2 separate regions of the Mus musculus genome follow, and region 2 is linked to region 1. The links are chromatin loops, found by intact Hi-C in ENCODE. Cell type or tissue: heart. All regions are shown on one strand. Each heading gives the region's core, and the rest is flanking DNA. Links, peaks and the distances in the headings are about the cores only.

Evidence for each region. A loop is a pair of places that touch in the nucleus more often than their neighbours do. Peaks named below come from ENCODE experiments on the same cell type or tissue, not always from the same donor. Only the 100,000 strongest peaks of a DNase experiment are listed, where the experiment ranks them.
Region 2: it touches region 1 in a loop (2.7-fold over the local background); 1 of 42 quality-filtered maps calls a loop at or near these places.

Annotation. Positions count from the first base shown.
Region 1 is chr6:93,541,148-93,546,529 of GRCm38, reverse strand. No RefSeq gene overlaps it. Among named protein-coding and RNA genes, the nearest start is that of Gm22312, 34 kb to the right of the region's middle. In heart, for the core only: a CTCF peak has its summit at 3,056 (motif pointing right); no DNase peak of the experiment used is centred there.
Region 2 is chr6:92,986,097-92,991,478 of GRCm38, reverse strand. All of the region lies in intron 1 of 9530026P05Rik (RIKEN cDNA 9530026P05 gene), which reads right to left. Among named protein-coding and RNA genes, the nearest start is that of Adamts9, 45 kb to the right of the region's middle. In heart, for the core only: no CTCF peak of the experiment used is centred there; DNase peaks (open chromatin) are centred at 3,008 and 3,458; H3K27ac peaks cover 2,465 bases.

The DNA.
Region 1 (5,382 bases), core at 306-5,305:
TAAATATGTGAATTATAGTCTTACTTTGCAGAGGGCATCTGAGTGACCATAGAACTGCTAGGGAAGATAGTCAAGGGCTTCTTGGTCTCTTCCTCAAAGCATTATCCTTCCAGAGATTACAACATGGGGGCCAGGTAGGGAATACTTCCTGGCTGTATCAGAGGGTCATTGCTGGATTCTTTGGATTATTCAATGAATCCACACCTTGATAACTGCAAAACATGCATTGGCCTCTTCCCTCTGCAAACTAAAATGATAAGACAAATGAAGAAATTCAAGGCAAGGCTGCCCAGGAGGGCAAGGGTACCAGAGGTTAGGAAAGCAGGTTGGCCAAACAGAATGGGAGTTTCATCCTTAAGACCTTCAGAGATGTTTCTGCTGTGGAGGTTTCCATGGAGAAGATCCCAGATGCCCAACCAGCTGGGAAGGAGCTAACGTATACCCAAATGATTGCCCAAGGGTTTTCAAGGGTGATCAGAACATATTATCCAGCAGGTGTTGGGCCACAAAGGCCAAGAGCATGACCTTTAGAGTGGGACATTCCAGGGTTCGATGTTCCTAGCTCCTTCCTAGCTGCTTGATCTTGAGCTGAGGACTGCTTTAGCCTCAGTTTCCCCATATGTAACATACATTCATGTTATTTTGCAGCTTATGGGGTATAAAAGCAAAAGAGTCCTTGAAGAGTAGAAAATGCTTAATAACGTCCACCTGTCTTGGTTTTCCGTTATCATTGTCTCTGACAGCACCTGATGAGCTTTGGGAAGGGCAGAAAGGTGGTTGAAAGAGAAGAACACACACAGAACCGCAGAGCGCAGCCTCACACACCTCATGAGTGTGGCTAAAGTCAAAGCAGTGGCCTTAGGAGGAAGAGCCTTACTTTTGAAATGCTTGATGTCTGTTGCGTGTTTAACTAAAGTTATTTTAAACAACTCCAAGGATTTTATTTAAGTAATATTTCTGTGTGGTGTTTAGCTCAAAAGTCTTACTGTCCCTTAGTTTCATCCACCCACACATTCATTCTATCTATCTTATCTATCTTATCTATCTATCTATCTATCTATCTATCTATCTATCTATCTACCTACCTATCTATCTATCTATCTATCTATCTATCTATCTATCTATTTATCTAATCAGTCTATCTACCATTAACTCCCTCCCTCCCCCTCCCTTCTTTCTTAGAGTAGGGACAATAAGGAAATACAGAGAGAATGTGGGCAAAAGATGGGAGTGGAGAGATGGCTTCACAGAGTGCTCCCTGTGTTCCCCTGGAAACATTAAGGACTGAAGTTCAGAACCTCAGCACTCACTGGGTTGAATACTGAGACAGGGATACGCACAGCAACCTGAGGTTAGGCTAGCTAAGTGGATAAGCTCTGGGTTCACCTGGAGACCCTGTCTTACTAAGTAAAGAGTTATCAAAGAAGACACCTGCCATCAACCTTTAGTGCACACACACACACACACACACACACACATGAATCCCCCCAAATGGACACACACACAAAGGTATACACACACACACACACAAAATTAAAGATAAAAACTACCATAAAGCCTCTTTTTCACTCCGCTGGTTTTGTTTTCATTTTTAAAAGACCTGTACCTTTACAGGGCTGTGGATTTCCACAAAGTTTCCCCCACCCCCACTCTCCATGACTGATGAGCAGCCAGCAAGCTAGTGTGTCTGATGCACTCATCGGACCTGGTTTAGCACAAGGTCTGGTAGTTTAGGATAACTGGCATTTCCAAAGTCTTAGGTGAATCTGGGTTTCTAATCCTAGCAAAGAAAAGCAGAGATTCTGGTCCAGGTGGTCTGGACTGGTCTGGCAACAGGGCAACAGTGGAAACTCACCAGTAAACAAAGGGAGGCCTGAGAGATGAGAGCAAGAAGGGGGTGGGTAGAAACCAGGGACAGTTTGCTGTTGTTTGAGACAGGTTTTCACCTTGCAAACCATTCTTGCCTTGAACTTGTTATCTTCAGTCCCCACCTCCCAAGTGCTGGGCTTACTGGCCTGTGTCACTATGTCTGCCTCATGAACATTTTTATAGCCACCCTCCTTCCCCAGATGCCTATCTGCCTAATCTTCAGGCATCTGTTGCTGGCCAAAACAGTCATCTCTAAGATAACCCCAGAGGTGGATGCTGGGTCTAGAGGGTGAGAAGGCAGAGTCTCCCGCAGCTCTGTCTCTGGAAGACTGAGATAGTAGCCTGCAGACACCTGGGTTAGGTTTTTATTATGTTAACTTAGAGGTTGGCTTGCCTGCATCCTTTCTGCCTCAGTGACATCAAAGTTTGCTGAATCGGTTGTCTAGGCATTTCCCACTCCAGTGCTGTGTTGTGGCTAATCAAGAGAAAAATACTGGCTCCATTTCTGAGCCAGGAGTTAGGCTCAAAATACGGCGGTTTGTACCTGTTTTGAAGTTAAGTCCTGCCCTCTTCCTTATGAAAAAGATGTTTTTAAAAATAAAACCAAGGATTACTGACAATCAGTTTTAGGAGACACACTGTTCAGAGGTTTCTTGAGCATGCCGCTGTTCTAAAAAGTCTGGTCGCTCTTATTGGGTTTAGTTTTAGGTTGTGACCGGAGCTCCTAATTACACTCTGCAAACACGGAGCTATGGAACTGGAACTCAGCAGAAAAGTAATTACGGGGCTCGGGACTGATTGCTTTTCCCGTTAACCAGTCTATTGGAATCGCTAAGCCAGCTGTGGCAAGTCTATTTAATAACCTTCTTTTCATTTCCTGGTTTCTTACTCAGTTTCTCTTGCAGTCATCATTCCTGGGCAGCCTGGATTCATTGTTTGCTATTTCCGTCCATATGCTACTTTAAAATAATCACATGTGGGTTTATGTTTAAGTCGGCCCGTGTAGCTGGTTTCCATGGCCAGCAATTATCAGTTGTGAAAACCAATGGAATAAAGGAGTGAGCTATAGGACAGGAGGGGGAGTTAAGCTAGAAATATCCTCCAACAACACAGAGTTTACTGAGGTGCCAAAGGTATGTTTCACTTTTAATTAAAAGTAAACCTTTCCCCCACAGAGGCCCCTTGTGTGCTGAGGCACAAGAGGGCAGTGTTACGTTAAATTAAACTTTATGAAGATGTGATTAGTGGTAGAAGCCTGAAGGGACTGGATTCATCATAACCTTGGATATGAGACTTCTAGCGGTGATGAGAATGTGAACAGGCAGAGAAGGAGGGGATGGAGCCCATCTCCAGGGCTCAATAGTATTGATCATGACATTAACAAAGGAACTGTGATCTCTTCTGGGTAGGAAACCAGTTCTTTATACCCGAACCAGACCAGGGATTCTGCAGACCATGACTGCTCTAGAACACATTTAAATCACCTTTGGACTTTAGATGTCTTACTTAAAATTCACTATCCATCTAAACAAATGGCACAGGATGAAAAAAATGCTAAGAATGGGTGGTTGAGATGAGAAGCAGCAGCATCCAGCTTGGCATCTCAGGGCTTCAGGGCTGCCCTTGAGCATCTGGGAAGCTGAAGGTGTGTGTATTCAAGTGTTCATGCTAAGACACCATATTAGGCAGGGCTTTCTGCAGGAGCAGAACTGATAGAGTGGGTAGAGGTTAGAAAAGAGGATTTCCTGGAATGCTATGCATTAAAAGGGTTCAGTAGGCTGACAATGGCTGTGTACATGCTAGAGTGTCTGAGAACTCACTAACTTCTCAAAAATCTGGATGTCCTAATTGTTTCAATGCTTGAGGGTTGGAAAATTCCTGGGGAGCTCTCCAAGGGGCATGTCCCTTAATGGACTCGAGATTCTGTCAACCTGACAAGACCTACTATCGTATGTCCACCCGTTGTCAACTTGACACTCAATCACATCTCCTTAAGTTATGCTTATTTCCAAATGAAGAGAATAACAAAGGTATCATTCTACCTAAAATGATATACGTATCCAACATACAGCTGAACTATGCTAAATCATCGCCACCAGAACAGATGGCAAAGTTACCTGAAAAATGTTTAGTTTTTTTTTTAATGTCCCATACTTAGATATGATAATACAGTTAACAAAACAGAACTCCTGATATCATCTCAGTTGATGCTATAACATAGAAGGGGAATGGAAGAGGAAAGAAAACAAAAATATCTACTCAATATATGTGTATATATGAGTAAGCATATTCTTTTTTAAGAGATTTATTTATTTTATGTATATGAGTACACTGCTGCTCTCTTCAGACACACCAGAAGAAGGCATCAGATCCCATTACTGAGGGTTGCTGGGAATTGAATTCAGGACCTCTGGAGGAGCAGTCAGTGCTCTTGACCACTGAGCCACCTCTCCAGCCCTGAGTAAGCATTTTCTTAACAAAGTAGAACAGAAACATGTGATGACTGCAATCATGGTCTCTGTAACAGGTCGCATGGCCTAGAGCTGTGTTTATTGCTATCTTTATCTACTACTCATGTGTTTCCTCAACAAGCACCTTGGCTCTCTTTGTTCTTTACCTGGAGAGGTGACCAGCACCTTCATTCCAAATGGGTTTGAGCCATTCGTCATCCTGCCTGGATTGGTACATCCCATTGACTTGAATACCAGGCCATGCCAGCACCAAGAGATGCCCTAAAGCAGTGGTTTTCAACCTTCTTAATGCTACAACCCTTTATCCAGTTCCTCATGTTGTGGTGACCCACAATCATAAAGTTATTTTTGTGCTACTTCAGAACTGTAATTTTGCTACCGTTAAGCATCATAATGTAAATATCTATGTTTTCTGATGGTCTTAGGTAACCTCTGTAAAAGAGTCATTTGATTCCAAAAGGTTGAGAACTGATGCCCTAGAGTGTCTCCTGCTCTCAAGATGTACCTGTAGAGAAACAGTCTAATTTTACACTGCCAGTCTGGACTACTCATCTCTGCTGAAGTTGTGACTTCTTGCTTAGTGTGTTGACTTAAGAGCACAACGTGGCCATGGAGAAGTCTTAACTTTTACTCAATGGAATGTTTGTTGTGCCTCAAGGCAGAAGTGTCCACCTTCTCAAGAACTAAGATTTCTAGATGAATGGAACATACAATTAAAGGGACAGGAAACAAAAATGTTGTTAGTGGGTAATAAGGAGTGCTGCTAGGTGCTCCATTTGTTTGTTTTGATTCCCGAATCCATGAATCTTGGCAGGGAGAGAGAGAGAGAGAGAGAGAGAGAGAGAGAGAGAGAGAGAGAGAGAGAGAGAGAGAGAGAGAGAGAAACCATATAAAGGCTGCTGATTCAGACACGGTTAACTTGGAGTGCCCAGTCACAGGCCTCCAGACTATTACTACCTAGGTGTTGTTATAACTGTGTCTTTGTAAGTTATTTGACTCTTCTAACAAGTTAGCTGCTTCAGGATGACAGGGAACATAGTAA
Region 2 (5,382 bases), core at 148-5,147, 550 kb after region 1:
AATAATCAGACTCTCTGTTATTTGACCTGTAGGTAGTTGAAAGTATGAAATGAAGTGAAGATAAAGTAAAGCCCTTTGTGTCTGCCACATAGCAGCATCTCAAGCACTAAGAGTCTTAAGATCCCTACCACTGTGCTTGAGAAATGGTCATATAGCTCAGCACACGTGTACTGAAGGGAACCTTGGACAACCACAAAACGTGGTGCTTCCTCTGAGGTTCAAAACCAGGAGGTAAAATCCCTAAAGATCAAAGTTTTTATTATCCTAAAAAAGAGACAGACAATTGTGAGAAAGTAGCATCCGATCTGGTTCCTCAGGTTGTCACAAAGGGGGAGAAACATGAAAAATGTTCAGTCGTCCTTGTTCCCCCTCAAAGATCACAAATCCCCCTTTATACAGTTTTATACAGCTTCTTGTTAAGAAAACACTCAGGGAGTTGACAGTAATTGTGTCATTTTTCTTTAGCTTTGTCGTTTAGATTTAATAATACTGCCTTCTTTGGCTTTCTCTCTCATGTTTATTAATAATTTTCATTGCTTTTATCATTTCTCTGAATCCTTTCTATCTTAAATCTTATGTTAAATCTCACAAGGAAATAACACTTGAAAACAAATTTGAAATATTCTAACCTTTGGCCACTGAAGGCCTAAAGACAAAACAAAAATAAAACAGAAACCCAAAACTTGATCTGCTACATCTCCAAGGCAGGGCATAAAATAAGAATTCAGTTTATGATGATTTGATTGCATCATACACACACACACACACACACACACACACACACACACACACACACACACACACAAAGCACATATACATGTACACATGCACACCCATACACACACACGCACAAATCCACACATATATACATGCACACACATGCACACACACACTTCAGGTTCATCTTATAAATGTGTGCGTAGGCTACAGAGGAAGCTTCAGTGGGACAGACCTGCTCCACCCGAGCAAAGAAGAAGGAGAACAAAAAGGAAGGGCAAAGAAGTATTCTTTAAAATGCTCAAATTTCCCCCAAATTGTTCAAGAGAGAAATTATATGAAGTCCTATGGCTAAATATAAACATATACATAAGGATATTAGAAATAATTCTGTATTCTCAGAATGGTCTGTGCACTGTAGTTAAGGATGTAGAAGTATTGATTTGGGGGCGGGGGTTGTTTTCACAAACTAATCTGGTAAAGGAAACAGTGGTTTCTTACCGATTATACGGTTTTGACACAGGAAGCAGAGGGGTTTGTGCTTAGCTGGCAACCAGGTACAAGTATAAAATGGACCAACCTTTTTGGAGACTACATTTGTAGTATCAAGGAATGTTGGAGAATTATGAATGCATAAGTCCTAGCCCCGGTCCCCTAGGCAGAATAACAAGTACAACAGATCAGCTGAGCCAAGCCTCTTCTGGACCTCCTACCATCTAGAAAATTCCCGAAACTGGCTATTTACTTTAAGGTACCCTGGGAAGTGTAAGGAGATGTGGGAAATGGTGGGCTTTTAAAAAACATTACCTCCAGACAAGAAGGCGTCGGGAGTGCTAAGCTTTTCCACTGCCCTGAAGAATGAGAAGAATGAGGAGACTTGGCTGGGGAAGGTCAGATGTTGTAAACTTAATGCTGTCCTCTGAAACTCAACGTGAATATACTGGGACAGACCTTTAAGGACGTAGATGCAATTAAAGGAGGTATTAAGGACAGAGCCCCTAATCCAATGGGGGCAGTAACCTTGCAAGAAGGGCCAAAGATACAAGAGTAAACATACGGAAAGGGAAACGAGGGCCACCCACAAGGCAGGCAGAGAGAACTCAGGAGAAGACAGACATAACTGTTGAAGCCAGTTCCTCAGTAGGATTGTGTTAGAGCAGTCCTAGCATGGCCACAGGGGGTATATCGTGGTCTCAGTAAGGGATGACAATTCTCAATGAGTGAGGAACAGTTTGATAGCAAAAAATCATAGGGAAAAGAAAGTGCCTTTGGTGGTCATGTATCCAACTAAGTTGTTACCCCCAGAAATATTATGTCTCAGAGGTCTTCTACATGTCTTACTGGTTTATATATTATCAGATTTCAGAACTGGGTGTCTTTCAGCAAGAGGAACTCAGGAGGTCTGTGACTTGTCCCTACTTCTAAATGTGCAAAGCACAGAGCTTAACTTCCACTTCAGGGCAGCCCAGTGTTTCAACAACCAGACTCTCTCTCTCCCTCCCATCTCTTCCCCTCCCTTTGTACCTCCCTGAAGGTTGCTTTGAAGCTCTGAAAAAGCTCTACCCAGGCTTTAAAATAAAACCCTCCCCACCCATCCACTCTTAGCTAGTGCCTGTCAGAAAGTGGCATAAAAATGCATTACACATAGCAGTAGAGAGAACGCTGAGGTCTATGTCCCCTCCTGTTTTCTAGTCTCCCTACAGACTGTCAGTTCTCCCACTGGTTCGCAATCACACCCTTCCTGGAATCCCCGGCTTGAGACCCGCTTTAAGGAAGAATATAAACCAAAATATTGAAAATCTTAAATAGATTTTCCCAATCTTTCTAATTCTACTTTCCTTATCAGTAAAAACGAGGCTATGCGATCACTTATAGAAAGTCAAATATGAGGACATATTTGACGTGATGTTAATCTAATACCCAGCGTTACTCTTGGTGATGACGATGCTTTGAGCTAAACCACTTCCTCTGTACAAAAATCTCTGATGGTTGGGCAAGCACACATAGGGTTCATGTGACCGGTCAAGCTCTTCCTGAAGACACAGGTTATTGTCCAATAAAAGGCAGCAGATACCACTAAATGCAGATCCACGGAGCGGATAGATTTATTGTGTCCACTCTCCCTCAAACTGTCACGTCCCAAATCAGAAGACTCCATCCTGAGCCACAAGTCCCGTCTGAAGGACGCCATGGCTCCTGAGTTCCTGGTTAACACGCTGGGCTGGAGCCTGCTGCGTGCTTGACCCCAGGAAACTGTCCCTGATCTGAAGGAGGAAAAGTGTCAAGGAAGTGAGGCAGACAATTAGAAAAGCATCACTTCCCCGCAGCAGCGGAGTAGAGGGAGCATGACTTCATTTGTGAGGAAGCTTGCCTTCTCTCCCGTCATAGGGAAATCTGTTCACACTGAACCCTGCCCTCCCCGTGACAGTCAATAAGTACAAAAAAAAAAAAAAAAAAAAACCCTTTAAAACAAGCTTCCTCCTCAGGACGCACGCTCTGTGTGCTTTGGCTTTTCCTGTTCTTATTTAAAGGTTCCCCAGAGTTCTCCTCAGTCACGACTTACCCTCAAAACATTCAGGGGTCTCTGAGGGAAAAACTGGATACCACAGTGTGCTCCAGGGACTCAGTAGACCCCCCTATCCATGTAGAAGGACTCCTTCAGCCCCAAGGTGAAGCAGCCTAAGATGTTAAGAGCTGTACTCTGGATCGGGGCCAGGCCAGGAATAACAACAAAGCTGAAATTAACTTGGAGGACTTTTGAGTGGATGTGACTATTTTTGAACCCAAGAACATCTCAACAGCTACATGAGACACTATTGGAGAAACCCCCTTTTTGGTAGTGTTGTCTTCTTGTTCTGCAGTAGGATGTCAGTGGCGGGGACATTTCCTATTAGAAAATCACAGAGCGCCATGTGGCACTTGGAGAAGCTTGAAAGGCTGCTCTGGTTGAAATGCTAACATTTCTCTTTCCAGGGGAAAATAGTTTCGTTCTCGTATCTTATTGGGTCAACACAATTAAAACGGTTTGTGCCACAGTCTTTCTGGTCATGGGGCATAAATTCTTAGCAATTTATCCTTGCATGCGAGGGTTTCTAGATAGTCTGGGAATGTGTATGGTAGGAATAGATCGTGCTGGTGGTAAGTCGCCCAGTCACACCCTCTCACGGTCTCAGTTTCTCCTGTTCCCACTGCAAGCTCCTCCCATCTTCTGGCAGCTCACATTCCTATCACAGAGCATGCGCTCAAGCCAGGTGAATTCTGGGATTAAAAGGAACCTCGTGATTCTTCTTTTCCTAAGAAAAAGAACATAAGGAACAGCCGCAGTGAGGCAGGCACAGTCTGTGCTCCATGGGCTCAAAAGAGAAAAGAAAAGAATGGGGTTCAGATACGAGGCTCGCCATATCCTAAAGGCAGGACTGTGAACAGTGCTTTTCTCACATCAAGCAATTCAAAGATCTACTCCATAAGCCTTCTAAAGATTAAGTGGTAAAATTCACACAAATACGGCCCAGAGTCTGGGACTTGGTCACTCTTAAAGTGGTTATTTGCCTTCATTAGTGTCATAATAAATATTTTTAAGTTATCAGAAAATAGAATTCTTTGTTTTGTTTTTGTTTTGTTTTGTTTTGTTTTTTCTATGCCTGGAATCTCAACCTGTAACACCAGACACAGGTGTTTTAAAACAAACAAACAAACAGAAAACTCTGCGTGCGTGTGTGTGTGTGTGTGTGTGTGTGTGTGTGTTACATGTTTGTAAGTATGCGAATATGTATGTGTGTGAGTGTTAAGTGTGAGTGTGTTTGGGTATGTGTGCGAAATCCTGGGACAATCTCAAGTCTTTGTTCTCACCTCTCACCTTGTTTGAGACAAAATTTATTGGGTTTGTTTGTTTGTTTGTTTGTTTGTCCCTGTGGTTGACCAGGCAAGCTACACTTCAAGCTTCTCTGCCTCCCAGATTGTCATGGGAGCTCTGGGATTACTGGTGTGCAGTGTTTCATTTGGGTTTACGTACGTGTAGGAGAATCTGAACCCAGATCTTCTCACTTCCATGACAACTACTTTACCTACGGAGCCATCTCTCCAGTTCCTGGCTGCTGATTGGGAGACTCCCATCATGGAGCCACCTCTGAGCTGATACTTCTGAGTTCTATACCAGAGTGGGCTGAACGAGCCACGGGGAGCAAGCTAGTAAGCAGCATCCTGCCATGGCCTCTGCATCAGCTCCTCCCTCCAGGTTACTGGCTTGACTTCCTTCATTGATGAACTGTGATGTGGAAGCCCAAATAAATCCTTCCATCCCCAACTTGTTTTTGATCATGGTGTTTCATCACAGCCATAGTAACTCTAAGACAGCCGTTCAAGAAGGATGCAAGGCTCTTGACAGCAATATCATGATTGGTGGAGGGTACATTTCCAGATTGCAGATTCCACCAAAGATAAAGCTAGCCACGCCTGTTATCATAGAGTGAGTTCCGATCCTCAGATGTCACATAATGCATTGGTCCATCCATCTGTACTCAGCTAACACAGTCTGGATGGATCCCCATCACTAGCGTGAGGCTTGATAAAAGAAAGATGCTATGAATCTTATTTAGAGCATTTTGTCTATGTACATTTCTGTCACAAGTAACAATCTGGGCGGAAATAAGGTTATGCAGACCAAGC